Regions from separate parts of the Homo sapiens genome. Here region 1 is linked to region 2. A link is a loop called in an ENCODE intact Hi-C map of the cell type or tissue named here. Cell type or tissue: psoas muscle. All regions are shown on one strand. Links, peaks and the distances in the headings refer to the core of each region. The heading gives the core; the rest is flanking DNA.

Region 1 (16,742 bases), core at 5,089-13,088, 63 kb before region 2:
ACCTGTCTGGTTTTGATTTCATTCTATCATTTTATTTTATGTTTACCTCTGATTTTTGTGCCATTATATTTTCTATGTTTTGCTTTTGGGCATGTGTTTTGTTGTTTCCTTTTATATTTCTGATTTCCTTCTGTTAAGTTAGAAGTTTCTTTAACAATAAAAGTAAAACCCTATTTGCTACATTCATTTTTATTAATGATATCTATAAGTTTTTGCTTTCTCAGATATAAGTAATATTTATAAAATTATCCAACCACAATGAAAACTTTTAAAAATTAGCACATGTGCACGTACAAACAAATACACATGCATACACAAACTTCCATCCACCTCTCTGTTTCTCACTTCTAATTTGTCTTAGTTTCATTTTCATATGTATTTTCATGGTTTATAATACTCAACATTTTGCATATTAACCAAAATTCCAACCATTCTTCAAAGTTAGTTCAAATTAAAATAAATTCAGTATGTAGAACTTTGTTACCATAGTTCCTCCATTTCTATGCATTTTATTTTGCTTCATTTCTTGGTTGACTGGACTTTAAGACCACATCTTTTTTCAAGAAAGGCTCATGGGTGACGTTTACTCTGAGTTCTACCATGTATAAAAATGGCTTTTGATTGCCTTTATTCTTGAACACCAATTTGGCATGGCACGAAGTCTTTGGGTCACACTTCCCTTCCCCTAGAGCAGGGTACACCTTGCCTGTCTACATTGCTTCACTGTCTACTAGCATTAACTGTTGCCTAGAAAAAAAAAAAAAAAACAGCAGAAACTAGTCTATTCCTCATTCCCCTCTCCAAAGGGGAGTGTGTGTGTGTGTGTGTGTGTGTGTGTGTGTGTGTGTGTGTGTGTTTGAATGCCTTTAGGAGTCATTTTTTATCTTAGAAACAATAACTTATACAGCTATGTCTCACATTTGATATGTTTCTCTTTAGATGTTTTTCTGCTAAATCAAATTTTTGAAGACTTTGTACACACTTTCACTTTGTGTATGTATTTTTTTAATTCAGTGTTTTTCTGTTACATTATAAATATTGTTTTCTACCCAATTTGTTCTCTTTTTCAGAAACATTAATCATTTATATGGCTGTTTTCTTCTATAATCCTAGCTAAATTTTCTGGATCACTTTTACTGCTTTCCTATTTCTTGTTATTTTATCTTATTTTTCTAAACTTGTCCTTCACAAATTTTGATGTTTGGTAAAGTTTTAACTCTACTTTTTTTTTTCTTCTAATGATGATTCAATTTCTCTAATGGTTTTATTATTCTCCTCTAAATTTTTTAAAAATTAATTTAGTTCACTTTTTATGTCTATACCCTATCATCTTGTTTTCTTCTTTTATAATGCTTTATGGACTTCTTTCTTTACTGAAGTTAACTTTTTTCTTTCCAGACAATGAGATATTTTTTTCTGAATACTTTTAAATAATTTTGGTTTCACTTATTCTTCTGATTGTACATTTTATATTCTTTTTTGCCTGGTTTCAGTAATGTATTTCCCTCTGAGTATGGGGTGAAGGTTTGTTCATATACGTACTCCCACATGTTTTTGCACCTATGTATTATACATAGGTAAAATACTGAATCTTATGATGTTATCAATTATCTTTGAATGGAGGCCATTCTTTCACACAAGCTATTTGCTTTGTGTAAACAGAAGAGAAAGTTGAATAGCTGGAAGCTTAGTTTCTGAGGTATTAACTCAAGATTCTTTCTTATCATATCTGCTATGTCCTCTTCCCTGGGGGCATTCTTTTCCTTAGAAATCAATTTCTTGGTTTCTATAAGAACGAGTCTCTGTGTTTCCCTTAAACCTTAGAGTCAGGATTTTCTATATAATTTAAGTGATGATTTAAATCTGTCTATCTCTCAGCTAATTCTGCCATGGAAAATAGATTACAGAGCGGCTCTAGCAACAAACTTATGTTCCAAGAAGGTGTGAAGGAGATGGATTTAGAGAACACCACTGTCTCTGTGGTGGGCACTGTCACTGTGCCCAAGAGACGGGTCAAATCAGAGATTTTACCAGCTGATCATTCAGCCCTCTAATGAATGAGTATTTTATACAGCTTAACCCTGTGCAATTGCTTATCCAATCTGCATGGGGAAAATTATATCTTCCCTTACATCATCACCTATCCAGTCACCCACTCAGAGTGAATAATGTCAATGTCAAGAGGATTTGCTAGGCCACTGTCTGGCTGTGTTTATAGTGGTCCCAGAATATTTGAAGCTTTAAAAGGCCTAAAACTTAATAAAATAAAAGAAAAAAAAAGAAAAAGGATTTCTAACAACTACACTCCTGCTAGAATGACAAATTTTTAAAAAGTTGACAGTACCAATTGCTGGTGACAACATGGAGCAACAGGAACTCTCATTCGTTGCTGCTGGGAATGCAAAACGGTACGTTTTGCACGCTTTGGCAGTCTCTTACAAAATCAAACATTGTCTTGCCATGCAATCCAACACTTGTGCTCCTAGGTATCTACCCAACTGATTTGAAACTTTATATATACATAAAATCTGCACATAAATATATATAGCAGCTGTATTATAAATGCCAAGAGCTGGAAGCAACCAAGTCCTTCAGTATGTGAATGGATAGACAAACTGTGGTACACCAATTCAACAAAGCGATTAAAAAACAAGTTATCAAGCTATCAAAAACATGGATGAACCTTAAATGCATACTGCTACGTGAAAACCTCGATCGGAAAGGCTACATATTCTATGACTCCAATTACAAGACATATGGGATGGTAATTTGTGGCAATAAAATTACACTCTCTTCATAAAATAAAGTAAAATGGAAGGGAATGGAATAAAATGAAATGAAACAAAACATAAACCTATTTCAACACTGCCCTTAATCACTATAACAAGCAATTTCAGCCAGCATAATACTGAACAACTGGAACAGCAAAGACACCAGCCAGTAAGAACAGACTCTCAGCATACTGAAGCACTGTGGCTGCGTTTCAGCCCCATGTCCCGAAAAGAAACCACCGTATTCACAGATTCCATCTCCACTTCCTAGACACACAGTAAGACTTGCAGTAGGCTGAAATCATATGACTCATTCTGGACAATATAATGTGGCCTAAAGGAATACACAACATATTCAGGTCTGATTTCTAAAATCTTCAGTAAGAACCTCTCTCTCTTCTGTAATAATCCGTGGAGGCCACATATTTAACATGCTGACATTGCAAGGAAAAAGGCATCTGGATCTTCAGGTTTCTACTTACAGAGGAGACACCAAGAGGAGACACCCAACTGACATTGGACTATGATACGGAGAGAGAGAATTTTATAATGTTATGACACTGAGATTTTGGGATTATTACAGTAAGAACAACCTTCCTAACTGGTTATTTATCAAGCCATTTGACATCTATTTCTATCAATAATAAAATATCTGAGTTCATGATTTGAGTTTTAGAAGGTTAGGGCAGGCAAGAAAAATAGAAATTACTAATACCTGCCTGATTGCAGACTGGACTCACATTCTTGTTTAAAATGGCACTATTTACTTCCAGAAAGACCTACTGAAGTCTATGTTAAACAAAAGCCTATGTGCACTATCTAGTTCAGAGAATTCTGAATTGCATGCTTAGATCATTGAGGACAGTTGATTGTGAAGCTGAAGATGTCATTAATTAAAATTATATTAATAAAAAGAAAGTTTAAAGTCATTATAAAATACTTTATCTCATTTTTTCTCCTCATTGGTGTATATGCTGATCGATTTTAAAATGTTGAGGTTTACAGGGGTGAAACACAAAGTCAAGATCATATATTCAATTAGGAGAAGAAGCAGAGGTTAAAACTCAAAACTGTTAGACCCCTAATCTAGTGCTCTTTCTTTACACTGTGCTTTCTCTGAGCCTATAAATATGTTCCAGTCTCAAGGGAGGTATCTGGTCAATTCAACCTCATGTTTATCTCAAGAATCAAACATCAAAATTCAAGAATGACCAGCAAACACTAAGGCCCTTTGAAGTTCCCAGTGCACTGCCTGGATGGATATTTGCAACAGCCGGAATGCGGTCTGGCTATTAGGCTGTGGCACTCAGTGCTGTATGGTGTTGAGGGTAGGGGCTTTCTTTTGGCTGACTGTGGCTTTGAATATCGCCTCCGTAGTGCACCAGCTGTGGAAACCTGGACAATTTCTTCCCTATCCCTGAGCATCAATCTGTGATTATTTGTGGTGAAAAAGTAAATTCTATCTTCAAAGTGCATGGAAAATTACCTGGAACAAATAAGATATTCAATTCACCTGCAGTCATTGTAATGTAATCATTGTAATGGTAACCAATAGGATTTGGAGAAGTTTAATGGGAGGTGTTTAGCACTTCTAATGGCTTATAAGGTATTCAGTTACCACAGAGTCTACTGTGCTGGGTGTCAGCTGCCTCAGTTTGACCAAGACACCTCTGAACTTCTGTGGAACACATACAAAGGCAGAATCAACATCCTCCTCGACTTCTCCCACAATCCTGCCATGATCATAACAGGTGGTTGCTGATGCAAAGTAAGAGATATTCAAGGCTCCCTTCATATTCTAAATTGAATGGATTGCCTGATTGTTTGCTTCCAACAATGGTGGCCTAAAGATAAATTTTGGAATTGTGGTACAACAGCTTCTCACACTACTTACCAAGTCTTTTCATTCATAAATGCTGAATATGACTCAGCTTTACTTAATATATACTATTTGGAGGGAAGAAAGACCTGTTAGGTATTCAAAAACTTTAGTGATTTTTTACATGTTTATGTTGATGATAAAAATAAGAATTCTTTACAGAAAATACTTAAAAATATAAAGTAGAAAATAAAAATCACCTTTTCTCCTACCCACCATAAATATGCCACTTCATTTTAAGAGGTTTCCATTGTATTTTTAATGTGTGCTCACATGTATTTATGTGTAGATACAATATGTCTCTAATATATTTAGCATTATGGAGAGGATTAGGTTTGGTGACTATTTTAAAAGATGTGTAGCCTTATTTTTTTCCAACTCTACAAAATAACAAACTAAAGGAAAGGTTTGCCAAACAGGAAATTTGTATTTGATGAATAAGTCTTTAGCCTTAATAAACAAACACAAAGGAAATTGTATGTTGATGGCCCTTGTGAAATCCCTACAGTGTCTGGAAGCACTGCCTTTTAAACAGGTGAAACATTCTCTTCCCCCTGAGGTCTTATTTCCATCATTAATTTATTTAGAAAATCTTTTTTACTTCTGGATAACACAAAGTTATGTTTGAGTACAGCCTGAATTAGTGGAGCCTGAATTAATGAGATTTATCTTTATTTAATTCAACTTCTTCAAGCATGTATTCTTCCAATAAAATCACCTCAGGATGCAAGAATGAAACAGTAATGATTAAAATATGCAAGAGCAGAGTGCCAGTTCTGAGCATACCTTAAGAAATCGATGAGACACCATTAAGGCTTTAAATCATGCCCCCAAACCAGGAGGTGAGTGGATTGTGTTTCAGCTTGGATAAGCAATTCCAGGCCATACGCTTGCCATAGAAAGTACAACACAACCTCTAGGTCTCTGGAGGTGCAATTTGAGCTCTGCCGGCAAAAGCCTTGCAGAAGTTGCCAAGGCAGGCTGCAAGGCCCAAATCTGAATGGCAATTGAACTGGTACAGACTGAGCACTAGGCTCAGTAGAGCATCTGGTCCAAACCATCATGGTTGGTGAGGGATATAGGTACTGAGGGCACTTAGTCAAATCATGAGTGGGTGTTGGGAATAACTGAAGAATGGGGCAAAAAGAGGTAATTGGAAGTTGGGGAGAAAATGGGGAGCTGATGTGAATGACAGGGCAGAAGTAGGTGTTTTTAGAGTGCAAATAAGATGTACCACTCTCTCATCTATATCTTGACTGTATCCTGCAAATAAGTCTGTCTTTGTTTTGGGAGTCCATGTTTCTATGTTTCATCAGCATGCTCTACTTCTTAAAACTGAGGGTAAACCCTTTGAGGCAAGGACTTCATTGTTCTTGCAGCCTCAAAATATAGATTAACATTTAATACATAGCTAATGCTTAATGAGTGCTCAATAAATGAACAAATGAATGAATGAAGCTGAGACACAGAAGCCTAATGTTTCACAACAGCTTTTTTTAGTCTATAAAAGGGGAGAGAGTTGAGACAGGACTAAGAAGTGGCTGATGGGGCCAGGTCTGAATATCTGGCCACATTCTGATAGAGGCAAAATAGCTTGAGAAGAACTAAAGATTTATGCTTATCTTATATTTCAGGCACAGTCTTTTAGAAATAGTCCTGGGTCTTTAGGGAGGGAGGTTGTTTTCCTCAACTATATGGTGCTAATTGAGTTCAATGAAGGTTGTTTATTGCTTTTTTGTATTTTAAACATTGGCAGTATCTTATGTCATGGAGACCCTCAGAGTCAGAAGTCAACAATAAAAAGCACAGTGTTTGCCATGAGGTCAATGTAGAATGTTGTCGGAGGACATGTCCTGGCCTCCAGGAACACTGGGAGTTCTAGTTCTGGCAGCACTGCTGACTTTCTGAAATATCCAAGCAATTTTCTTTCCTCTCTGTCACTGAGTCTGCATAGAAGGGCACCTATTAATCAGAAGCATGTTCCATGAATCTCTCTACTTCCTCACTTATTCCTCATGTAAGAATGCAGTGACTGTTCTGACAGTTGTGTTTGAGAGATCAAGTGACTTTCTGGCTCTGTCTCCTTGCAAAGTCGTGCATCAGTCTTCTCCCTAACATGCCATAAGCTTGGGAGGGAAACTCATTCCTCACAGAGGACTGTAGTCATCCAGGGCCATTTGTGACTGGGTGGGTGTACCCATAATTCTGGGATGTAGTCATAGAGAGCCCTTTATCATGTGCACCTAAGCCACATCCACAGTCCTCTCCTTTTTCAGTGAGACAGGCAAAACATAGATCTCCAACTGTTTAACCATTCTCAAGGTCAGCTGGTTTAGACTGCAGGTGACTTTGGACCCCCTAAAACACCATCAAAGAAGGCACTTTACCTTAGTGAGCCCAGGAGTCCTTATTCACAGAATGGATATGCCAGCTCAGTTGCTCTCAGGAGTGTGAAGAGGAATAAAGAAGATGATGAGTGGGGAAGCAGATAGTTATATAGGGGTGCCCATGACTACCCTGAAGCTTGATGATTTACTGGAAGAACTCACAGAAGTTGTTATATTAACTGTTAAAGAGCATTACAGCAAAAGACACAAACTAAAATCAGCAAAGGGAAAAGTTGTATAGGGTGAAGTCCAAGCGAAACTGCTCATGCAAGCTTCCAGGTGTCCAGTCCTTGTGGAGTTGCATGGACACTTTAATTCTCCAAGCAACATTGTGTGATAATACATGTGAAGTGTTGCCTCACAGGGAAGCTCACCTGAATCTTGATGTCCAGGATTTTTAGCAGGGACTGGTTACATAGACATGCAACATCTGTATAACTGATCTCAACTATTTTGATTCCAGATCTCCAGAGCAAAAACAGGGATTCACCATAAACAACACTTATTAGCAGAAGCTATCTGGTCAAAATGGTACAGCATGGCCCATGGCCCTAAGCATACAAAAATACTCTCATCAAGCAGAATAAAGCAAGGCTCAGAACCCCTCTCCTAAGAGTTGGCCAAAGACCAGCCCTGAAGACAAATCTTGCTTGGGAATGTGCACGGTTTAAGTAACCCAGCTCTGCTAAATTAACTTTTGTTTTCTGCCCAATATTTAATTATAAAATGCTCATCTATGAGATTAGGTTTCCTACTATAATAGAAAAGTGCTGATAATAATGAGATCTGTATTTCAACTAGAAGTTTGGTACACTCAAGCACACTGTAAAAACTTTCTGAATTGAGGAAGATTTCTAGTACATTTTCCTTTGCTTTGAGGTAGCAAGCCATTTAACTGCAGTACCAAGCACATAGTAGGTGCTCACATTTGCTTGATTTGAAAGAAGGAAAGAATGGCTTAATAATATGAGCGTGAGTGTCAGACAGAGCTTGTGTGACTCCTGCTACTCCAAAGTTTCAAGACCAAAGACACTTGCTGAGAATCAGTTTCCTATTTAGTAAAATGAGGGTGGCCATGTGTATCTTGCCTTCAGAGTCTTTTAGAGAATTAGAGATATAGATGCACACGTCAGTGTCAGGCACATAAGTGATAAAATGGTCCTGTTTCATAGCCATAGTCAGAAGTCAATTCATCCTAAGAAGGCCCACTGCTTACCTATGACTTTATTCTGCATGTACTGAACTGTCAATAAGACAAACCACCAAGAAACGTTTAAACAAGGATATGGTCATGCCAGACCTTTGCTCTGATAACTGTGAGAAAGTGCCTCAACCCAAGGATGTGCATCTTCTCATACAACAGGATCCCTGCTTTTTTTACACTCAGCTTGAGGTTTCCATTCACTTTCCTTCTTATCAGATGTCTGAAAAGTACATATTAAGGCTTCAAACATTTTATTTTTTAATCAGCTTATTAGAGAGTTCCACATACCATAAAGCTGTTATATGGCAGCAAATCCCAGCTGCTGTGAAGAGTTTCTTGCAATGTGACAGATTTAGGTCAGTGTCATTAACAAACTTCCAGATTGATGTTGCCAGCTTGATGATCACAGAAGATGGCAATTCCCTTTGCACGGGGACGGAGGAAAAGAGGATTTGTCACACTAGATAATTCTGCACATTCTGGCCCAGGCAGAAAAGATGTTAAATATCTACATGGGCTTTCAGCAGAGCATTGGAATTGGAGTCAAAATGTTTTCAATCTTGCCTTGTCTCTGCAATTGATTCACTGCATGATCTCGGTGAGGTCTCTTTACTGCTTGGGCCTCTGCCTGTGCGTCTCTGAAATGAAGGAAATAACATATGAATGCTTCTTTTTTTTTATTCAACAAATGCTTACTGAGCACATACCTGGTGCCAGACATTATGCTTGCAGTAGGAATGCAACAGAGATCAAAATAAGTATTCCTCTTGCCTTAATATACATTGTGACTTTCTAGTTGCTCTATTTATATATGATGGATATTAGTTTATTCCACAACATACAGATGCTAGAAATGTTACATGTCTTTCTTTTTAAAATATATTATTTCTGGTTCTGAATTGCCTCCCACCTGATTAGCAGGATGACCACTGCACTCATTAATGAAGCTCCCTGCAACCTCCTTCTGGAGACTGCATCAATTCTGCACATATGGCCCCAGGAAAATGAGGCAGAGGTCCGGTTAGTGGTCAAACCACTGCCTTGCAAACAGTCTCTGGAAATGTTGTGAAGGCATCCTTTGAGGGTGCTGCTTCCATGGAGAGTCACACTGAGGCCACTTGTGGTGTCCTCTTAATGGTCTTACAGTCTTCACAAGAGGACCTAGATACTGGCCTCAAGGACACACACCAGGCATCCATTTTCCAAGGCACCTAGGGCAGCAGTTGCATTGATCCAGTTCTCCGTAGGAAAGCAAAATGCAGGTCTCTATCCACCCATTCTCAGGACATCTGAGCCGGGATTGCCCAAACAACCATTCTCTCTTTTGATTCAAACACATATCTCTCTCCACCTGGCCTCTACCTACCTCTACAATGATTGCCTAATTTTTAATGGGCCACTGTATTCGTTTGCTAGGGCTTCCATAACAAAATACCATTGGGTTATTTAAACAACATACATGTATTTTCTCAAAGTTTGGGAGGCCAGCAGTTCTAAAATCAAAGTGTCAGCAGTTTCGGAATCTTCTGAGGCCACTTTCCTTGGTCTGTTGATGACTGTCTTCTTGCTATGTACTCACAAAGCCTTTTCTCTGTGGACTTACAACCCTGGTGTTTCTTTGTGTGTCCAAATTGTCTCTTCTGTAAGGACACTAGTCAGATTGAATGAGAACTCACCCCAAAGCCTCATTTTAACATAATCATCTCTTTAAAGGCCCTATCTCCAAATATAGTCATATTTAGAAGTACTAAGGGTTCAGACTTAAAACGTATGAATTTTAGGGGTACCCAATTCAGCCCATAATATTAATCATCACTACTGCTGCATGGGATGCCATTTTTCTAAACTCGGATAACAATGGCAGCTATGAAGATTTGCAATTCAGCTATTCTGTTAATCTCCCAGAGGGAGTTGTTTTTGTGTGTGTGTGTTGTTGTTGCTGTTGTTTTCAGGACAGCCTCTGAAACGAAAAGGAAGGTGTGTTGTTGTTGTTGTTGTTGTTGTTGTTGTTTCAGGACAGCCTCTGAAACTAACAGGAAGGTTTTAGAGGCTGCTGGTCCTTCTCAAAGATAGAAAAGAGAACTTAGAAGACAAATACTGCAGTATGTGCATGGTACATATGAATATACAGAAAGGAATTATCATATGGATGGTTACCTCTTGTTCATTAATCATGAGCCTATATTCAAGAAAATAAGACACAGTTAATCTCTCAATTGGGGTATGCTGCTTCATTTATAATAATAATGAATAATATTAGCTATATTTATTTTGTTTATACTATATATCTGTGCTTTATATGCAGAATCTCCTTTGATTCTCCAATTTTAGAAAGATATCGTAAGGATCAAAACCAGAAATTTGTGCAGATAATGTGCTTTCAGAGGAAGGGTGAAGAGGAACCAGTATTTATTTTGTTCCTTCTAGTGCAAGGTGCTATTCCAGATATTTTCTCTTCATAGTCTCTTTTAATCCTCACAACAACCCCATAAGGTGGGCAACAATATCTTCATGTAAGAATAATAAAATTAGTCTCAGAGAGATTAACTAACTTGCCAAAGTTCACCCAGCTAAGTCATAGTGCAAGCCAAGATTCACTCACAAGGGAAATTGACTCCAGAAGCAGTGTGCTTAGCCACTATTCTAAAAAGGTGAATGGTTAGGATGAATATTTTGGGTCATCTCTGTTCTGGACAGAACTCAAAATGAGACAGGTCTTTTGGAGCGGATCAGTTCCTGGGCAAGTAGTTGGTTCACACACAGCTGCTACAGTGTGTGGGAAGATAACTACTTCAATGGGTGTTACCTGGTATAGGGAGGATGAAGATAATAGAGAGTAATGGAGAGGTAGTCTAATCAAACAGCATCGGGGGCAGCCATAATAGTACATGGAAATGGGTGACAGGGATAAGCCCTATGACTGATAGTCTTGTAACAGGCAAAGACAGAAGAAATGACAGGTAAATGGATGCTACAAGCTCATGTGCAAGAGCAGGACTCTATACATCAAAGAAGGAGTGCGGATGTGGCAAAAAAAAAACAAAAAAAAAAACTAGCAAGGTTCCCTTTCTTCAGGGACAGGGAATCTAAGAAGGAAATCAAGGAGTTCAAGAGACTGGAGCAGGGATCCAAATACTGTGGTACAACAATAGAGTAGGATGGGATAGCAGAAAGGCTGAATGGATGCTGGGTACTTTTGATTATATTTCGTCATGCTGGAAATTTTGCAATGGCTGCCAGTAGCTCTTAGGATAAAGTCCAAAATCCTCATATGACTTGCAAGACTTCGTCATATGACTGCCTAATACCCTTATCTTCTGCTACTACTACTCTGTGTCCCCATCCCCAGTTCATCCACTTCTCTCATTTCCAGCTGAACTGGACCACTGCCTAAACTGTGTACTCCCCATGGAAAAATGTTTCCTTTGCTCTCTTCATTCAATTTGACTTATCATTCAAGACTCCTATTAAACATCAGATCCTCAGGTGCTTTCTGCAACCTTCCCCTCCCGGTCCAATCTAGGTTAAGAGTCCATGTCGTGCACTCCAATAGCATCTTAAACTTCCCTCTCCTTAACATGTATCACACTTAAAAACTAATGCTCAACTGCCTATCTGAACTGCAAGCCTCAAAAAATATGCGTTGAATGAATTAACATAGAGTTGAACTTTAACACCTTCAGTCTCTACTGACTAAGGATAATATTTTCTCCATATCTTACTTTGAGATTGAACTTGTAGGTGGTAACCAAGAGGCTGCAGCTATTGGGAGTGATTGCCTACAGGAGCTGGCAACTGGGTGATATGGTTTGGCTGTGTCCCCACCCAAATCTCAACTTGAATTGTATCTCCCAAAATTCCCACATGTATGGGAGGGACCCAGGGGGAGGTAATTGAAACATGGGGGCCAGTCTGTCCTGTGCTATTCTCGTGATAGTGAATAAGTCTCATGAGATCTGATGGGTTTATCAGGGGTTTCCACTTTTGCTCCTTCCTCATTTTTCTCTTGCCACTGCCATGTAAGAAGTGCCTTTAACCTCCCATCATGATTCTGAGGACTCCCAGCCATGTGGAACTGCAAGTCCAATTAAACGTCTTTTTCTTCCCAGTCTTGGGTATGTCTTTATCAGCAGCGTGAAAATTGACTAATACACTGGGCATGTCCTGCTGGCCTCAATTGCCACATCAAAATTCAGTGAAGCAGACTCACCAAGTTCTTGGCTTGGCAAATCTCTCTTAACCCACCAAGTGTTTGCAGTGCTTGAAGAAAATAAGAATAATATTTTTCTCTATATTTTTCCACTAACTTAGATGGATTATTTTCCCCTTTACCTGCCTTCTGTTCATCCTTACCCCTCAGAGGACTCTCTTCCCAGTTGCCTCCAATTTGCTGGTGTCCCTTGTGTTGGAGGAGGGGTTTTAAAGGAAAGTTTGGTCCTTTTCAGGACTGCAGTAGCAACCCTTAATGCTACTAGGACAGAACTCACTCCACTGTTCCTGGTGGGGTTGCTAAGCAACATCCCTGATTGCCTTGAAATGGGGTGAGGCTATAGGAAGCTTTGTCAGGGGAGAGGACACTGGGAACAGTCGCTGGGAGCTCCTTCCCTTACAAATTTAGTCTTTCATTCTCTTGTTTCCAGATTCCCTTTTTTTTTTTTTTTTTTTTTTTTTTTTTTTGGAGACAGAGTCTCTCTCTGTCTGCCAGCCTGGAGAGCAGTGGCATGATCTCAGCTCACTGCAACCCCCTGTCTCCTGGGCTTAAGCAATTCTTCTGCCTCAGCCTTCTGAATAGCTGGGATTACACGTGTGTGCCACCATGCCCGGCTAATTTTTCTATTTTTAGTAGAGACGGGGTTTCACCATGTTGGCCTCAGGTAATCCACCCACCTTGGCCTCCCGAGGTGCTGGGATTACGGGCATGAGCCACCACGCCCAGCCTAGATTCCATTTTAATTATTTAAAAATGATGTCTCCTCTGATGGTACCCTGCTGCCATTTTGAGTTTAAAGTACATTTGTTGTCATTGGTCACTTGTGAACTCCTGGAAGGCAGAGATTTATCTCTAACTCTTCCACTCAGTTCCTGTGCTGGAGAGGATTTCAGAGGAGACACATACACAATAGGGAAGGCCAAGGAGCATAAAGGGACAATGATTCCAAGTCTTGGTCTTGAGCCATGCCTGGCTCAAGGGAATAATGAAAGCTAACTTCAGTTGAATGCTTACTAGGTGCCAGGAAGTTATAGACAGGGCCTTAACTGCACTAACTCATGTAAGCGATGACACCCTGGCAAAAGATGTGTCCTCATGCCAACAAGATGAAGTAGGAGTTATTCTACCTACATGACAGATGAAGAGACTGAGGTTACAGAGATTTAGTAACTTTCCACGGCCACACAGTTTGTGAAGACCAGAACCAAGAAGTAAACCCCTTCAGGCCTTTGGCCCCCTGCTCCTAACCACTCCATATCATCCTCATGTCTTAACACTTGTGCTAAATCAGTAATTGCAAAACTGAAGTTACCAGCCCTTTCTCGTGCCTTGGTTTCCTCACCTGTATGATGGAAATAATAACTCTGTCTTAGAGATTTGTAAGAATTAAATAAGATACATTTTAAATACCTGGGACATCACAGAGGCTCAGTAAAAATTATATGCCTTCTTTTCCTCTTCTATCAATGTGTGCTGAATCCTAAGACTTGACTGAACCTAGAAGAGCAGAAAATGGCATTTATAGTTCCCTTTTCCGGAGACATCACTTATAGAAGTAATGCTTTCGTAAACATTTAAACTTTCTTATTATGATAAGGTGTCTTCATTCTGCCTGTCAAAAATTTCAGTGTCACCATAAGAGACGGGAAATTGGTTCACTTCTTATGGTCAAGGATAAAAATTCTTGGAATTTTGGGATCAGAGAGACACAAATAATATGAGAAAGTAGAAAGACAGAGGATGCTGAACAAGGACAATGATGCCTTCACAGGGCCCCACTTACTGTCTACAGAAGTCATTCCTCCTCCTCATTCATGCTAAAAATCCCCTCAAGCTATATTGGTCTACATTTATTGGACCTCAGATAGGTTTTCACGGGGCTTGGACCAGACTGTTTCCCCGCTCTACCCACTATGATGAAATATGGGAACTGGCTGAGCTGGAGATCAACGGCCTTCATTATGTGCCTTAGTGCTGGGGAACAGACTACAGTTTTCATCTCCTGATCTAAAATACCCATGCCACTGCTCAGTGTCTGCCCATTTCACTCCCTTAGTACCACTCCTTCCCAGACAAGAGTGATGCACAGTCAATACTGCTTTGCCAGAGAGAGCTGGCAGCCCTACCTGGAGCCAGCAGGCTTCCCTGAGGTGTTTGAGAAGGAGTAAGAAATGCATCTGTGCTCTGAGTCAGACTACATTCTTCCAGATGGAAAATCTGCCCTCCAGAACAGGCGGAAGCTCTATGATTCCAGGTGTCAGTACATTTAGCACTATCCAGATACACTTGACTCTGGCTCACGGAGGGATTTCATGGTTCTGTATTAAAGGAGAGGTACCAGATGCCTTTAGAGTCTGAGCTATCCTTACAGATAACTTTCTTAGAGCATTTATTTGTATCTTTTGGGGAAATTGCATTTGGCAAAGTTAGAAGACCTGTTTATGGAGACTGACAAATCATAATTCCATCATGGCCACCTGTCAGATTACTTGGCTGCATGGCCATAGTCAAATTACTTCACTTTTCTAAGTCTCAGTTACTTTGTGTGTAAACTGAAGTGTTAATTAGACCCACCTCACTGGGTTGCCATGAAGTTAAATAAGATGTTATGATCTGAATGTTGGTTATTCTCCTCCAAAAGTAATGTGTTGGAACCTAATACCCAAGTTTTAGGGTATTATAGTTTTAAGAAGTGGGGCCTTTGGGAAGTTATTAAGCCATGACCCTACAGTCGCATTAATTGGGTTAGTGACCTTGTAACAGAAGCTCAAGCTCCCTTGCCCCTTCCACCATGTGAGGAGAACAAAGCAATAAGGCCATCTATGAGGAACAGGCCCTCATCAGACACTGAATCTGCTGATGCCTTAATCTTAGATTTTCCAGCATCTAGGACTGTGAAAAATACATTTTTGTTGCCTATAAATTACTCAGTCTCAGTATTTTGTCATAGCACTCCTAACAGACTAAGACATAAAATAACTTGCATCAAATTCGTACTATAGTACTTGGCTCTCCCTAGTGCCATGAGCTCAACTAATTTTAGTTTATTATTAAGATGAATTTGTCTATCTATCTGTTTATCAAAATTATATTTTTTATTTGTGCCATTTATTTAACAAATAGATAGGCTCCTTACATGCCAGACACTGTTCTAGGTTTTTTAAAAGTACTTAATTCTTATAACACCCATTTTAGGGAGGACCTACTAAGAATCTCCATTTTACAGAAGAAACATTTGAAGCAAGAGAGGTTAAATATCTCAGTCAAGTCACACAGCTGGTATATAGCCAAGCTCTATGTCCCATTTCCTGTCTTGAAATCTGTGCTCTTAGCCACAGCTGTATGCTCCCTGTTATTTTCTCATGTCAGGAATAAGCTTGAGTGTAATGGTGAAATCACTAATCTGGGAATTAGAAAATTTGAGTTCTAATTCTGGTTCTGTAGGTGCCTGAAAATTCAGGAAAAACCCAGAACCTGGGTCTAGTCTCTAAGCTCAGAATACTTTTGTGCACTCACAAAATGTTAGGTGACATTATTATTAATTTATAATTATCTTTTACACCATTAACACCATATAATTAACAAACCCTTGGCAGTGTTTATAATCATCCCTAATTTATAAAGGCATTACAATCTCCTTATGCATTCAGGCCTGTGGCAAAGTCAGTACAATCTCTGCTCCCTGGTTAAAGCTTGAGGGGAATCACTAGACAGGGAAAGCACAGTCATCTCTGGTGACATCAGCACAAAATTCAGACTTTCAGTGTGGGTATCCCTTATTTCTCCCCATCATCAGCTCTGCAGCTTTTTGTTTAAAATTTTTATCCAGGCCATTTTCTTCCTGGACTGGGATAAATACCTCCATCTGGAAGTTTCATGAAGACTATGAAGCCTGAACTGTGGAAAAGGCTCATTGTCCACTCTTAGGGAGAGATTGGCCCTTGAGTAGAATCAACACAGTTTCAGGGGACACCTACCAAGTGAGGGATGTTGGGAGTGGAGGTCAAATATTCAATCAGAGAGCAATTCAACTTGTGATTCATGAAACCTATTTGTTTATTCCAAGCTACTTGGCAGATATTTTTCTTTTACTGATTTAACAATGTCTCCTTCAAACCTCATGCCCACCATTATCCCAGGTTCAGTGATCTAGATGCTTTCTGTCTACTGATTATGCCATATATACCAAGGCATTCTTTTTCATCCTTTAGCCTAACTCTTTACTTGCCAGTTTAGAAGCCTCTTTCTTTCAGTTAATACTCACAAATAATGTATCTACTAAATAAATGTG
Region 2 (16,036 bases), core at 81-8,080:
TTGCATGAGTCCATTTATTTAACAGGTACTTGAGCACATATTATATGTTAAGTACCTGCTTGGCATCTCTTCTTGGAAGTCTCAAGGATTCTCAAGCTTATCCTATAGAAAAGTGAGCACATGGTCTTCTTTCCAAATCTTTCAGGGTGTTCTAGCTCAATGAAAGATATCAACATCTATCAAGTTGTCTAACATGCCTATCTAAAGGAGGTTTATGAGTATCACCTCAATATCCCTTTTCTCTTCAACTCTTGTAGACAATCTAACATCAAGCTCTGCCATTTTTTCCTTCTAAATATGTTGGCATATCTGCACATTTCCAGTTTTTACAACTTGTACCATCTCCTTAACCCACATCATGGTCATCTCTCTCCTAGGCCCTTTGTGCCTCCCATTGGTCTACCTGTAATCACCTTCTCATATCTGCACCATAGTCAGATACTTCCATTTCTGTTCTTTTTTAAGGTAGACTTCCTTGACCACATTGACCCCCAACTCTACATCGTTTGTTCACAGCAACTCCTCCCTTTTTACAGACGTATCCTTGACATTTCCTAATCATTGGCATGGTTACATAATTAATGCCTGGCTTTCCAACAAAACTCAAATGTCCATGAAGGTAGAGATCCTACTTCAGACTTCATCCACTTTAGGAGCTTGGATGACTGTCTTTCCACCCCTGAAACTCATTTTTCTGAACTATGAAAGGCAGAAAATAACTAAGATACCAGAAAAGAGACTTTGAGCTTTGATAGTCTGTAGATTCTTTGGATATCTATATCTCTATGCATATGCACATATAAATATACACATAGAGGTATGTTTATCTAGTTATAGAGATGGACAGAAGTGTGTGGGTGCACACACAAACACATACACACACAAATATCCACACACACATACACAGCCCAAGGAATCAATACAACTACCTCTGACTCTTCCCTCTCCAGAGGCTTCCTATGCAGATTTATTCTTTCTGTCTTCTGGGTACGACAGAAACAATACATCATATGACCACAAACTGGATTATGCTATTCATTAATTTTATTCAGTTGAGATTTATTGAGTGCCTGCTCTGTGACAGCTATTATACTTGCATCTGGACACTCCAAAGTGAAAGGGTCAGGGTCACTGAACTTTCCCTTGCAGCAGTCCTAATTCCAGTTAGATTAGCTCCCTTTCAGACTTGGCTCAAGGCCACTCATGCAGTGGCACTGAGTGAGACTCTCTACCTGAATTCTCCAGGTCCTTATAAGCTTCGGCCCAAGACTTGGCCATGTTGGCCAGCGTGTACTCCATGATCTGGATGTCCGTGATGGGGCAGTTGCACTGCGGAAACTCCTCGGCACATTGGCAGCGACACTGGCTGTTCTGGCACAGGTACTCCCCCTCCCCATTGCACATGATATAGCTCAAGGCCGACTGGACAAACTTCTCTTGCAGATACTGAGGAAAGATTATCTGAAGACCTGTGTGAGAATAGCAAGAAGGGAAAACAGAAAGGTTTAAAAAAAGGTGTTTCATTAACAATTTCCAAAGGTGATACATAGGAATCTGAAGCTGCTACATTTCTCCCTGTGTATTGGAACCAATATATTTCTGGGCCAACCTAGATCCAGACAGGGTATTATTGGTGAGGCTTCCAGTTGCATCACTTTTACTTAAACTTCTCAGGTCATGACTTTGGCCATCTCTGAAAGGCATACTCTATTCTGTTATAGTAGGACTGAGGCTAGAGCCACATATGGTATATACCTTTTCCATTTGTGGAGAAAACTCTTATTGAAAATATAACATTATTGTTTATTATTCTTTATTTCCTCAAGTGCTTTCCTTAAGTATTTATATAAACCCTATTTATGAAACACAAGTTCTGAGCTAGGCACTAGGCCTGTAGAGATAAAAAAAAAAAAAAGACACAATCCTTGCCCTTGGGGAGTTTACAATATAATCAGCAGGTGTAGACATGGACGCACATCATCATAACATGGCTTTATAGACCTATAGCAGAGAGAGCCATATGAGGCAAATGAACAGCAGAAGACTGCAAATAACATTGTTTAGATAGCAGGGAAACCTTCATAGAGGAGACAGAATTTGGGCTGGTTGAAAAGCAAGTAAGAGAACACTAGGTTAAAAGAAGAACAGGAAGGACATTCTTAAAAGAGGAAAGGCATCATGTGTCTGGAAATTCCTAGTGAAGAAATGAACTTGGATGAATGGAGGTGCTCGTGCTGTAGAAAATAGCTGTAGAGAGGGACAGAGGCCAGTGTGCAAAGGGCTTTATTATATGCTAGGGAATTTGGACATTATTCTGTGGATCATAGGTACACATTGGTAGTTTTGAAGGGTACGAGTAACATAATTAGAGTGATATAATTTAATAGGACCACTGTAACATAAAAACTAACACATCACTAGACACAAGCATCACTAGATAATTAATTTTCTCTTCTTTGCTCTAACAGTGAGGAAGCCATGGTCTACCAATAGGAAGTGACCAGCCCATGGTTACAGGATTAGCACTCTGGATTACATCTCATGATCCTCTCTTTATACTTGAATATTCAAAGTCTTAATACAGAGAGCCAATGATAGAGAAGGATTTATTTGGACATGAGCACTACTCTGGTACCTATGAAAAGTCAGCAGAGTGGTCTATTGTCTGTGGTGCCCAGAGAGAAGGACAGATCTGGGCTAACTTAATTCATTAGGGCACTTTCGCTTAGGACATTTCTCTCCACCTCATTTGGAGCTGCAAACAGTTTTAGCTTCCAATATGAGGTAATGGTTCTACTACTCACTGTGTAAAAGAGAACTGTATTCTTATTTGGATTATTTTTTTTCTCATTTATGCTTCAGGGACACTCCTTAATCCAACTCATCAGGGATTTGCTCAACAAGGTCAGCATTTCTTCCATTTTCTATTCACAGTTGTTTCTAGATTTTTATCTTTTTTCCATTTTCTTCAGGTTTTATATATACTTAAATAAGCCCCATCCTTTCAACCTGTCTTCACATGGCAGCTAAAAGAGAATATTTTCAGAGGGACATTGTGGGAAAGAAGATGATTCCTCCAGCATGCCTTATGGCAGGACACCACACGCTGTAGTAAAAAACCTGGGCATGGCTGCACTGCATGCTGTAGTCAGAAACCTGGGCATGGCTGCACTGCACGGTGTGGTCAAAAACCTGGGCAGGGCTGCACTGGCTCCTCTTCTTACTACCTAAGTCATCTCAAGCAAAATATTCAGCCTGCCTGTTAGGTTCCACTTAGTATCTATGTACAAAGATTATTGAGAGGACTACATGAAAGAATGCCTACAAATTATCTGGAAAAGCTCCTGGCACATAGCAAGCAAACAATAAATGTTGTCTGTTCTTATTTTTGATGTGATGACGATGACGATATTGATGATGATGCCACTCCTCTGATTAAAGTGGTTAAAGGTTTAACAAAACCTTCAGGATTAATGAAAGAAAAACAGGTGTGGGTGTATAATCAAAAGGCAGTCTTCACATATTTGCAGAGCTTTGATAAGCAGGAGGGTTTAGAATTCTGTGCCTGTTGAACCAGCATTGGTGACAGGGCTGTTGAGAAAGGTGTATATGTCAATATGCATGGAAGGGATTCTAGCAGATTAAGCTATACAGTTGAACAACGGGCTGCTGTGAGACTGAGTGAGCTCCACATTGATGAGCAATGAGTCCGTATGGGTTTGAGTGACTGTTTGGGAGGGCTACTGTACAAGGGCATAACACACATACCAAAACGTGAGGTAAAACAAATCAAGAATAAAGTCCCTTCTGAACTGAGTCTACAATTCTTTCAGAGTGTGCAATTCTTTCTGAGTCTACAATTCTTTTAGTCATTTTATCTATATCACCATTTTCTCTTCTAGAGCCAAATTTATTTTTAGCTGATCCCAATCCCCCATAGGCAACTGGGTGTATGGATCGGGGTTAAGTTTCTGTTGCTTAAAGGAACTCTACAGACTATATTCTCAGTTCTATTTTTCTAGCTTGCTCATCATTTTCTTTCTCCCTTCTGTAGGGGATAAAATATTCTATTCTTGGTCCCAGCCCAAAAGGAATTTGGGGAGAGCATTTATAGAAAATTGCGTCAAATCATTTTTCCATTTGGCAAGGATACAAAAGGCAGTATTACCTACCCCATTTAATGCAACTGAAAACAGATGAAGTTTGGGGTTGGGGGTTTTCTGGGAGCAGCTAAAATACAAAACTGGCTGCTCTTTAAAAATGGAAACTCAGAACATGCCGAGCTGTCTTGGAGGCAGAATCTCCTGGGCAATTTCGAAAGAGAACAATGAAGACATAGCAATTAAAAAGCACTTTTCTGTAAAATGTCATTACTGTTTAAAGTTACATAACCATTTCTACGGCAGCGGAGGTTCACACAGCAGTCACAGACAGAGTCGTCTCCTGATGGCCTGTGTCCAACAAAGAGGCCCAGTGCTGAACTCCTACATGGGCGCCTGAATCCTGCCTGCTTCAATGGGAACCATAAATAATTTGGAGGGGGATTTGGCTTGTGAAACCACTGTTTGAAAGATATACAGCTGCCGGCTGGGGTGAAATATTCTGTCCCCACAGTTCCCAAAGACACAACACACAGACACACAGACACACACACACACACACGGAGAGAAAGAGAGAGAGAGAAAAGAAAACTGAGAAAATGAGAGAGAAAAGGGCTACTGTTATTGCCAAGCATATAAATTTTGCCTTAGAAAACCCAGGCAGGCAATAGTTGAGAGTTTTATTTGAACATCAACTCACCCACACTGAACATATGGAATATTTTTCTCCCAATCTTTTTATATATTAAAATAATCTTGTTATAATTTAAAATGGAATGTTTCACTGTTCTGCAGAGCATGTGGGCAATGTATATGTGGGAACACCCAAGATGTCTTCCTTCTCTTTTCCTGATTTGTGCCTCATTCTTTTTCCTTTCAATTCACCTTCGACAGGTGCATCTCACAATATTTTTTGTAGCTTGTATACAGTCTTTGTGTGCTGAGATATTATTTCTCTTTCTCTGTGTCACATGATGGGATATCTCTATTTCCTTGCCTCCCTCCTTCCTCTTATCTCCTAATATTCTCTTCTGTACTGAGAATACATCAGAAAAACCCTGCCTTTTTTTCAGTACCTGCAATACACACATCAATATTGTTCCTCCCATAATCTTTGCACTTGCGTTTCCCTGTGCACCGAATATTCTCTCCTCAGATTTCTGCTTGATCCCTTGTCCTATAATCCAGACCCTCCCAGACCCAGGTTAAAAGGCATCTTCAATTTTTTTCATAGGATTAATTCCTGGCTGAAATTATCTTTTGAATTTGTTTTATTTCTAATAGTTTTTCTATCATCCCCATTAGAGAGTAGGCTCTAGGGAAGAAGGGACCTGTCTGCCCTCTAAGGGCCCCCAGAGTATAAACTAAGGTCAAGCCCAGTGTAGGCTCCAGGCACTCATTTGTTGATCAAATAAATATTTTTTTTTTTTTTTTTTTGAGACCGAGTCTCACTCTGTCACCAGGCTGGAGTGCAGTGGCACAATCTCAGGTCACTGCAACCTCCGCCTCCCGGGTTCAAGCGATTCTCCTACCTCAGCCTCCCGAGTAGGGTTTCAACATGTTGGTCAGGATGGTTTTGAGCTCTTGACCTCATGATCCACTTGCCTCGGCCTCCCAAAGTGCTGGGATTACAGGCATAAGCCACTGCACCCTAACAGTCAAAGGAACTTTGAACTTTAAACACTTCCTCCTGCAAGGAGGAAGTGTTGACTTTGAACTTTAAACGCTTCCTTCTCCAAGATGAAAAGAAAGTGCCTCACGAGGCTTCTGAGGTGTTAGAATTTAAAAATCAGGTGACCTGGCCAAAGTCTCACAACTAAGGTAACAGAACCAGGACTCCAATCTAGGAATTCAACTTGAGTTCTGACACACTCGAGGGTGACCTGGCTTACAACCCCTGTGGTGGCTCCAGCACAGTTGAGACCTCTGGCAATGTTTTATACCCCCTGAAACTCAGGGATTTTTTTTTTTTTTTTTTGGCTATGAGGTTGAAACCCCAATCTCCTTGTATACTAACAAAGAGAGAAAAGGCATAAACTTAAGCCACAACTCGGCTGCCATGGACTGCATGTTTGCGCTCCCTGTCCCCTGCATACATACATTCATATGCCAAAACCCTCACTTGCAATGCCATGGTATAAGAAGCCGGAAACTTAGGAAAGTCATTAGGTTTAGATGAGGTCATGTGGGTGGTGCCCTTGTGATGGGACTAGTGCCCTTATAAGAAAAGGAAGAGATGGGAGAAGAGACAGCTTGTAGCTGTCTACAAGCCAGGAAGCAGTCCCTCCCTCACCAGACACCATATCTGCTGGTACTTGATCTTAGACTTCCCAGCATCCAGACCTGTGACAAATAATTTCCTTTTGTGTAAGCCACCCAGTCTGTGAAATTTTGTTACAGCAGCCTGAGCAGACCAAGACACTGTCATAATTAAGTGTTCAACAAATGTTAGGTTGCCCCCCATTTAACTAGATATCAGATCACATTCATTACCTGGACCAAACTTGAACCCTTCTTGAAAAATCCTCCTTGAATAGCACCATTTGAGCCAGTATAAAACATGCTAAGAATGCATTTTCTTATATGAGGATTAAAATAATTATTATTGGTCTTCGTTTTTAATCACTCCATCATTTTTCTTCTATTAATTTTCCTTCCTTCCTTCCTGTTTTCCTTCTTTCCTCATTTTCTTCCCTCCTTCCTTCTTCCCATTTATCTTTCCTTTCTTTCTTCCCATCTTTCTGCTTCCCTTCTTTCACACATATTCCTGAAGCCCTACTATGTGCCAGGCAGCTGTGCTGTGGATACTAGGGTGAATGAGGCAGACAACTCCCTCTTGTTGTAGGTCTTACTGTTTACTGAGAGAGAGAGAGAGAGAGAGAGAGAGAGAGAGAGAGAGAGAGAGAGAGAAAGAGATGTAAACTAGTTGCTTGGATGCAATGAAACCAGTATTCTATGAGAAGTACAAGTTTTTCAGGGAACACAGGGAAAGAACAATGAACTCAGCATGGACTGGATTAGGGGTGTTAAAAGCACTCTCCACTCTCCTAGGGGGTAGCATTTAAGCTGAGACCTAATGGATACAAGGGCACTAGGGGATGAGGGATCCACAGAAAGAGTAGTCTAGACAGCGGGAAGAGCATGGAAAAGGCCACGGGCATAGAACTCCTTCCAGCTGAGAATCAACTTGGCCCTCACATTTCTTTCTGACTAAGGTTCGTCTTCTTTTGTTTGTTTGCTTACAAGTTCCCTAGAAAAGAAAAGAAAGAGTACTTGCACACAAGAGATCAAAATTTTGAAGGGAAGGGTGACACAAAGCAGAAATCTGTGAGCTCCTTAGAGGAAATAGCATTTCTTATAGTACAAGAAAGATCTTTATTCATTATAAGATGGGATTCTGAGACTCAGGAAAAAAATGGGGCTCACTGTGTTATTGAGTTTCAACCACTGGGAGTACTCAAGTAACAGAAGAACTTTAGGGGACCCTCAAGTTGGATCTCTGGAGACCTTCAACAACATTGATGATATTGCTAGCAGGCACTTGGATCAACTGACCATGCTCTGTGAGGCTGGGGAAAGAAGAATATCTGGAAAAGATAACTGGGAAAGAAGATCCAATCAACAGAAGCTGAAGGTGAACCTAAGACCTGAAGATTATAGCCCAATCTTCATCGCTGACTTTGATTCTGCTCTTTTGCTGACAGGAACTCAGCTTGTTTCTCCTTTTAACAAGTAGTACATTAGGAATTGTTGGAGGAAATAAGAGGTTTAATGCATGCTTCCCACCTCCTAAAGAAACAGAGAGGTTACTCAGATATTGAAAACTAAAGCAAAAAAAAAATTCAAGAACGGGAAAGAAAGTCCTTGATTGATGATTAAAACATTAAAAGTAGTATTGTGTCTGGCACATAGTAGGTTTTTATAAATGTATTTCAAGTATTGAATAAGTCAGTGATCTATTATGAAGACGAAAGAAAATAGGCCTGGAAATAATGAATATGGAAGACTTTGTAATGGCTGTGGGATGTGGGCTGAATCTTGAAACATGAGCATGGTCTGAATAGGTAGATAAAGAAAGTGAACTCAGTATGCCATAGCAGAGGGCATAATTTGGGTCAATCTAAGCCTTTCTTATGCAAGGCAAAGACCATGCATTGTCATAGGTTGTTTTTGGTAAGCTTTATTTTGTTTTATTCTATATCCTAATTACCTAATACAGTGGTATTTTTGATGGATTTGCTCTTTTCTGACCTATTTCATTAGATATTAAATACACGATTTCTTACAGTGCCAAGGGAAGAAGGAAAAAACACAGGTTCTATTTTAGTTGAATATAAATATTTTTCTATCCTGTTCTTGTATCAGAATGTGCCCCCTGTAGATATCTCTGAGCTTTATAGGAGCCCCAGCTGTTGTCTTGTACCACTAAGTTCTGCTTGTCAAATTCTGTCCATTTCCGAAATGCACAAGGTGAGGAGAACAACAGCAAGGACTGCACCTTTTGCAAAAAGTCAGCCTGATCCCCTTCCTTGTGAAAGCCCAGGGATTTCAGACTGGCAGATAAAGGACTTTATGGCTCCAACAGCCATGCTGAACTCCAGTGTAATGAAGGCATGCAGGTCAATTACCCATCTGTTTGTGTTTCTATTGCTGTGAATTACAGTATCCATCGCTGACAGCTCATTGGAGTGGAATGAAAATAAGACAATAATTCACCGGGTGAAACTGTGCAGAAAGGGCGAAAAGGCTATGATCTCATTCAGAAGTTCAGCTCTGTCTCCATGATGGGTCATTTACACTCTGGAAAATGAGGAAAGGCAGATACCTGGGGGTTGGTGAGTGGGTTCCTGCTTCCTTGATATAAGAATTCGGAAATGTCCCCTCCTGGTTAGAGTAATCTTTTGTGTTTGTAAATAAAATCATCTGCTCTGCAGGATCTTAAGAAGATTTGGAATCCTTAGGTGAAAGATACAGGTATATGGAATTCAGCACAATAAAATCACCTTTTCAGCAATCAGACGTTTCAAAGGATGAAGCAGGTTGCTTTGGTAGCAGAGGACTCCCCAACACTGGAAGTGTGGAAGCAGAGTTTGAAAGGTGACATGGCACAAACAAATCTTGGTTCCATCAAAGATTCAGATGGCAGGTGGTAGGGTGGGTTATCATTGACCCACATTCAGTGCTCCTTCTTATAATGTCCCCTCTTAGAGATAACTACACATCCCCACTCTCCAAACTTAAACAAGTTCACATGACATGTTTTGGCCAATGAAATATGAGTGCGAGTGATGTGTGTCTTTTCCAAACAAAGCTATAGAAAACAACATATGAGCTCATCAATCTCTCTTTTTACAAGTCCAACAATGTTCCAGATAGGGGCCATCGGAGGAGCAGAATCACAGTAGTACTGTGACCACCATGTAGCATAAGGAAGAAATAAGCATTCACTTTGGCAAATCACTGAGATTCAGGAATTGTTTGTTAGCACAGCATAACCTAGCTTATACTAACAGATACAGGAGTTGACAAACTATAGCCAAATTGACCTGCAGTCTATTTTTATAAACAAATTTTACTGGAACACAGCCATGCAGATAAAAGAGTTGAGCAGTTGCTACAGAGAACATGCGGCCCACAAAGCCTAAAATATTAATTATCTGGTTCCTAACAGAAAAAGTTTGCCAACTCTTCTACTAGATGACCATCAAGATTTTTTCCAACCTGACTTTTCTATGATTCTGCTCTGTGCTGTTGTTTATTCATTTGTCAAGCAAAGATCAATAAGGCATCCATCATGTGCAGACACTGTTCTAGGTTCTAGAGAAAAGACAAGGAACTAGGAAAGGCAAGGACACAATCCTTGCTGTCATGGAACCTACCTTGTAGTGAGGGAGATAAGACAACAAATAAATAAATAAAAATAGAAAGGATTTATACTGATTAGAGGGGTTGGGCCAGAGGGACTTCCAAATGAGAATTTTAACTTCAAAAAAAGATAATATAGCTTAATTTATGAAATCACCAAGGATAAGGAAGCCAGCATACTTTTTTTTTCAATTTCATAAAATTTCAACATGAACATGTTCTTGAAGCTTTAAGAAGAGGTTGGTTCAATTTAAATATAAGCTTCTTCACAGAAGTCATGATACAAACCAAATTTGGTACCTGTAAGAGTCTGTGCTACCTGATCCCTGGATCAGCTGATGTCTTCAAATTATTCTCTTACCCATCTCCCTTCTTTTTCTTGTTATATCCTGCCATACCATTATCTCTGTTCTCCAAGCATGCCAAGTTCTCTCCTGTTCACATTTTGCCTTCAGCTCTCACTAACTGTTTGACCTTGAAGAAGCTAAGAGGCTTAACTTCTCTGATCCCCAGTTTTCTTATCAAAGCTTCTTTCATAAAGCTAGTGTAAAAATTAAATGAGCTATTTTATATCTTGATTGTGGTGGGGGTTACATAACTGAATATGCTTGTCAAATTCATAGAAGAGTCCACCTCAAAAGGGTATATTTGGCTGTATGTAAATTATATGTCAATGAACCTGAAAATAAAATAACATAAATAGCACTTGTGGAGCTCTTAGTACAGGGTAGTTGTTTAAGTGACATTATTTTCTGACCTTGCCCTGTTTTCTATTCCTTTCTCCAGAAGTCTTATGTGGTCTCAGGTAGTCTCTCTGCTGGCAACCAAAAGCACCTTGCACATATTTCAAATCCCAATGGGACACTTACAGTATCATATGTGTGCTCATGTTCATGTCTCTCCTACTCTATAAGCTTCCTGAATGCAAAACACAGCTCATTCATCTACCATTTCCCTGTCATCTAGCACAGTATTGAGTACCCAGAGTACGTGTTTGAATGAAGGCAATTTTAGACAGAATGTGTTTCAGAGAGGACTGTGGTTCTGTCTTCTATGTTTAGCATGCCCCATCTCTACAGCCATCCCTCATTAGCAAAACCTGTATCTTCTTTCACAATATTACAGCTTGAGACACGAGGCTTTTTAAATTTCATCTCAGTAGTTACAGACATGTGCTCAGAAAGATCTGAGTAAAAAAATACATAGGCACAAAGATATTCTTAAGAGAACAATGGTGCTAAAAGACTTGGCCACTAACTTCAGCAAATAATTTGTTATGGATCCATTGCTATAGATTATGATTCTTGAGGACAATAACTTTATCTCTTTTTTTTGCATTCTTTCCAAGGTAACAAGCCCAGTGCTAGATCATAGTAGGTATGCAAAAATTAAAGTACTCAATTGAACATCTATTAAGAAAGTCCTTTCATTTACCACTTTATTAAGCCAGTTCTATACTGGATGCTAGAGATACAAAAAGTGAATATGACATGGTTTATGGCCTCATGGGGCTCTAGTTTGGCACTAGAAAAAGATTTATAAATGTAAAATGACAATAAAATATATGCATACATATGCACGAGTTTGCATAGGAACAAAAAAGAAGACCTCTCTAACTTTTATAATAGTAGAGGAGTTTGGGAAAGTCATTTTGTACAGGATTGAACCTGAATAGTATATATGGTCCAGCATTTGCCAAGTTGTATGCCACAGAATCACAAATCTGCAAATATGCCCAAACCCAAATACATTCAGAAAACTCTGTACTTAATTCACCTCTTTAGACTCATAATACATATTAGCACAGTCAAGACACTGAGAAGTCCTGCAGTAAATAAATGTGGTTTATGTTATTTAATCCAGTGTTTTAATATTAGGGCACTTTTGCTAAATTACTGTGTGGTAACGAATAACCTCAAAATCCCAGTGGCTTATAACCACAAAGGTTGATTTGTTGCTCATATTTCGTGTCAGCTGTGCTTTGGCTCTGCTCCAGATGTCTTCTTCATTTCAGATGTAGGCTAAAGGTGCAGCCTTTTTTCAGGAATATGCCATTCTTATGATAAAGGGAAAAGAGCAAAAGCCATGCCAGACAATGTCTCCTAAAGTGTCTTGCCCAAATGTGTCATGTACCATGTCTCTCACATTCCATTGTCCAAAGCAAATCACATGGACAAGGCCAATGTCACTAAAATGGAAAGTCACAGAGCCTCCCACAGTGCAGTGCTGCCAGTCACATGGAAATGCACTGTATGTATATAATCCTCTTAGAGGAAACGAACAATAATGTAATAATGAAATCTGCCACAAAATACACTTATTTTTACACCAAATCTTTTTTTAATTTAATTACCATATGATTCAGCAATTTTACTCTTAAGTATATATTCAAAAGAACTGTAGACAAGCATTCAAATGAAAACTTGTAAATGAATGTTCATAGCAGCACTATTCATAGTAGTCAAAGGTGGAAACAACCCTAAATGTCCACTGACCAATAAATGAAAAACTAAAATGTAGTATATGTATACAATGAAGTATTAATTCTGCCATAAAACGGAATGAAGTACTGATACATGCTACAACATAGATGAACCTTGAAAATGTAAAATGGAGGAAGCCAGACACAAAATACCACATATTGTATGATTCCATTGATTTGAAATACAGTTATCCCTTGGTATCTGCAGGGGATTGGTCCTAGAATCCCACCCTCCCACCACCCTCTGATACCAAAATCCATGAATGCTCAAGTCCCTTATATAAAATAGCATAGTATTTGCATATACGCTCCACATATCCTTTTTTATACTTTAAATAATCCCTAGATTACTTATGATACTTAATACAATGTAAATGCTATGTAACTGCTGTTACACTGTACTAACTTTTTGTACTTTTTATTGTTGTATTATTATTATTAATTTTTAAATAGTCTCTATCTGGTTGGTTGAAGCCACAGACCCAGAACCCACGGATATGGAACTCAAGGGTATAGAGGGCAGACTGCAACCAGAATAGGCAAATCTATAGAGGCAGAAAGCAGATTAGTAGTTATCAGGGGCTGAAGGGAAGGGGAAATAGAGAATAACTGCTTAGGGGGTATAGAGTTTGTTTTGGGGGTTGTGTAAAGTTGTAGAAATAGTAAGGATATTTGCACAACATTGTGAATGTACTGTTGCTAAATTTAACACTTAAAAATGATTAAAGTGTTAAATTTTATGTTGTGTATATTTTGCAACAATAAACAAATAAGATTCAAAACAAATCGATTCGACAGTTCAAATAACTTTAAACCGTAAACATTTATTGAGCATCTACTATAAGCTAAACACTATGAGAAAGAGAAGCAAATAATGAACAAATGAAAAAGCATATGGTTTCTCCTCTCAGCGATCTCAGTTACAATTTAGTGGCAGACGTGTACAATTGTACACATAAGACAAGACAGAATGTATCTGGAATATAATAGAGGCACATTAAAAATGCTTTGTTGACAGTGCAAAAGGAGAGCTTAATTCTAAGGTAAGTTGTTAGGAAGAAGATAAGAAGTGGCCCAATCATCTTAAAAAATAAACAGGCACCATATCTCCATGGAGTCAATAAACTAATTATCATGGGTAACTTATTTAGGTTTTGGCCATCCTGATGCCTCATTTCTGCACAATCAATGAGATCGACAAGGAATCTAATGGGACATGGTTGTTAAATAGACCAAATTGCCACATCAACCATTTATCTCTCACGATTTCCATGCTGCGTACTTGGCCACAAGTTTATTTGAATGGTATAGCCCCACATGGCTACATACCAAGAAGTAACTCCCTGATACTCCTTCTCTCAGCATCAGTTTATACCCCATCAGTTTGTGCTTGCTTAGAATTCTTTACTCCTTCCTGCCCAAGTCTGAGTCTTTAAGTTCCCTCCAGATTCCAGGTTTCTGTAGGTCAGAAGCAGCTCTTTTTACAGTCATATACTCCTGGGTTGCTGCAAAGCCTAGTATCATCTATTCTAGGGTTTTTTTTTGTCTTCTCCGGTTATAGATCCATTTCAGAATATGAGAATAATTATGGAAATCGGTCACACCTACACAAGTTGGCAAGTAATTTTAGGAAAATCACAGACTGTCTAAAGTAAATAGCAGAACCTAGAAAGGTTATGGTGCTGGCACATGGAAAGGGCTATATAAATTCCTGATCTAGTAAAAACCATGACTATTATATATATGCCCCAGGTTGGGAAGCAAAATTATGTAGAGTTTAAGAATACCAGCACTGAGTGGATCTGGGTTCAAATTCCTGCTCTAAAAGGTAGTTACTTAACTTCTGTGAGCTTCAATTTTCAAATCTGAAAAATGGGACTGTGTTGAGGTTTACATGAAATATTCATGTAAAGAAATGAGCTCTATACCTGGCACATGATAATTATTCACAAATAATAGCCGTTATTGTTAGTATTCTTATTTTATGAACCCTCTTGGTTTTTAGATCAGGTGCTTTCTATGTGATTTCCAAATAAATGAAGAACAATAGCTCTGAGATACATGTGTTCTTATTCCCATTTTACAGATTAAAAGACCTAAGGAAGCTCAGAGGCCTAATTAACTAGTCTTTATCACTGGCAAATCTTCTCTGCCCATCCTCCTCATTCTATCCGATTTCTAATTAAATCTTCTCTGCCCATCCTCCTCATTCTATTCGGTTTCTGATTGAGTCTTTGATTGATATCCTCAATCCCTTTCTTCTTGAGAAGAATCCTTCTCCTCTGGCGAGCATAGAACAAGGTGCTCCTATGTTCATAAAGTAAAAGCAACAGTTGGATGCAGCTAGCTGGGTGGAAATCAGTAATCTCATTTTTCATGAAGACACGAAAGGCACTGCTCTTTCATTGAAAGGGCCTCATCGGCAGAGCCACAGGAAGCCAGGAACATAAATTCCCATTAGTGCCTCCAGGTCCCTGCTAACTGGACAAGAGAGGCTGTAGGCATGAGCCATTGCTTGTGACTCTAGACTAATTCCTAACAAAGATGATTCACCCCAAAGCTGCTGCTGAGACCAGGTACTGGCAACAATCACTTAGTGTATCACCCTGAGGTTACAAGTCCACATAAAGTGATGGGCGTGTGGGAGAGGAGGGGGCTTTAGAAAAAGGAGACCTATTCACTCTCTGTCTTTTCATCCTCTTTGAGCCTCAATTTCTTCATCTGTATAGTGGGGAGCATGATCCCTAACTCTTAGTTGGTGGGATGGATAAATGGGCTAGTGGTTATAAGCTCAATGTCTAAGAAGGATAGCATCTCAAAAAAATGTTATTTTTAAACATTTCTCCTACACTTTCTTTTTCTACTATTTGTTGCAAGATGATTTTGAAAATAGTCATCTTCGCTCCATCTGTGACGTCTAGCTACTGAGAAATGGGATTACCGACACTACTCTTCATCAGACTGCTCCTCTTGCTCTGCCCTGTCCTCTCCCTCTACCCCCTTCTTCACTTCCCCTTCCCTTTCTCTCTTTCCACACTTCTTTCTCTTCCTTTCTTTCCTTTCCCCTTCCTCCTAATCTTCCTTATCTCATTATCTTCCACTGTCAGTCTAGCACCAATTATATTCAAAAACTCAATTCAGCAATTCAGCAAATACATGTATGTACGTGTATACACACACACATAGGAATTATATTATATATAATTCCTATGCCCATGGCACTACATTAAATATTACGAAATGTAAAATTGGCAAGGAAAAATCTTTGCCTTTAAAGAGGCCTATACTCTAATCTAATAGAAAAGATAGAAAACTAAACATAAATGAATATGTTGCAAGGTGAGTAAAATAAAAAAAAAAATCATACTGTAAATGAGGGGTAATCAAAGAGTTATAATGGGATGAGAGGAGGGACATTTTAATCCAGTCCTGTGTATGTGCATGTGTGCATGCAAGATACCATTTTAAATGGTTCCTGAGGACTATGTAGAATGCCATTGAGTAGAGATGGGAATGCAAGGTATCTCTGGTAGAGGATACTGCTGAGCAAAGACGAATGGGAAAGAAGAGGGTGAGTTGGAGGAAAGAT

Evidence for each region. Hi-C counts contacts between places; a loop is a spot of excess contacts. Peaks named below come from ENCODE experiments on the same cell type or tissue, not always from the same donor. Only the 100,000 strongest peaks of a DNase experiment are listed, where the experiment ranks them.
Region 1: it touches region 2 in a loop (4-fold over the local background); 4 of 110 quality-filtered maps call a loop at or near these places.

The regions. Positions count from the first base shown.
Region 1 is chr9:119,144,983-119,161,724 of GRCh38, forward strand. No RefSeq gene overlaps it. Among named protein-coding and RNA genes, the nearest start is that of BRINP1, 220 kb to the right of the region's middle. In psoas muscle, for the core only: no CTCF peak of the experiment used is centred there; no DNase peak of the experiment used is centred there.
Region 2 is chr9:119,212,687-119,228,722 of GRCh38, forward strand. It overlaps BRINP1 (BMP/retinoic acid inducible neural specific 1), which reads right to left. Exons shown (of 8, transcript NM_014618.3): 6 at 1,233-1,469. Among named protein-coding and RNA genes, the nearest start is that of BRINP1, 150 kb to the right of the region's middle. In psoas muscle, for the core only: no CTCF peak of the experiment used is centred there; a DNase peak (open chromatin) is centred at 4,435.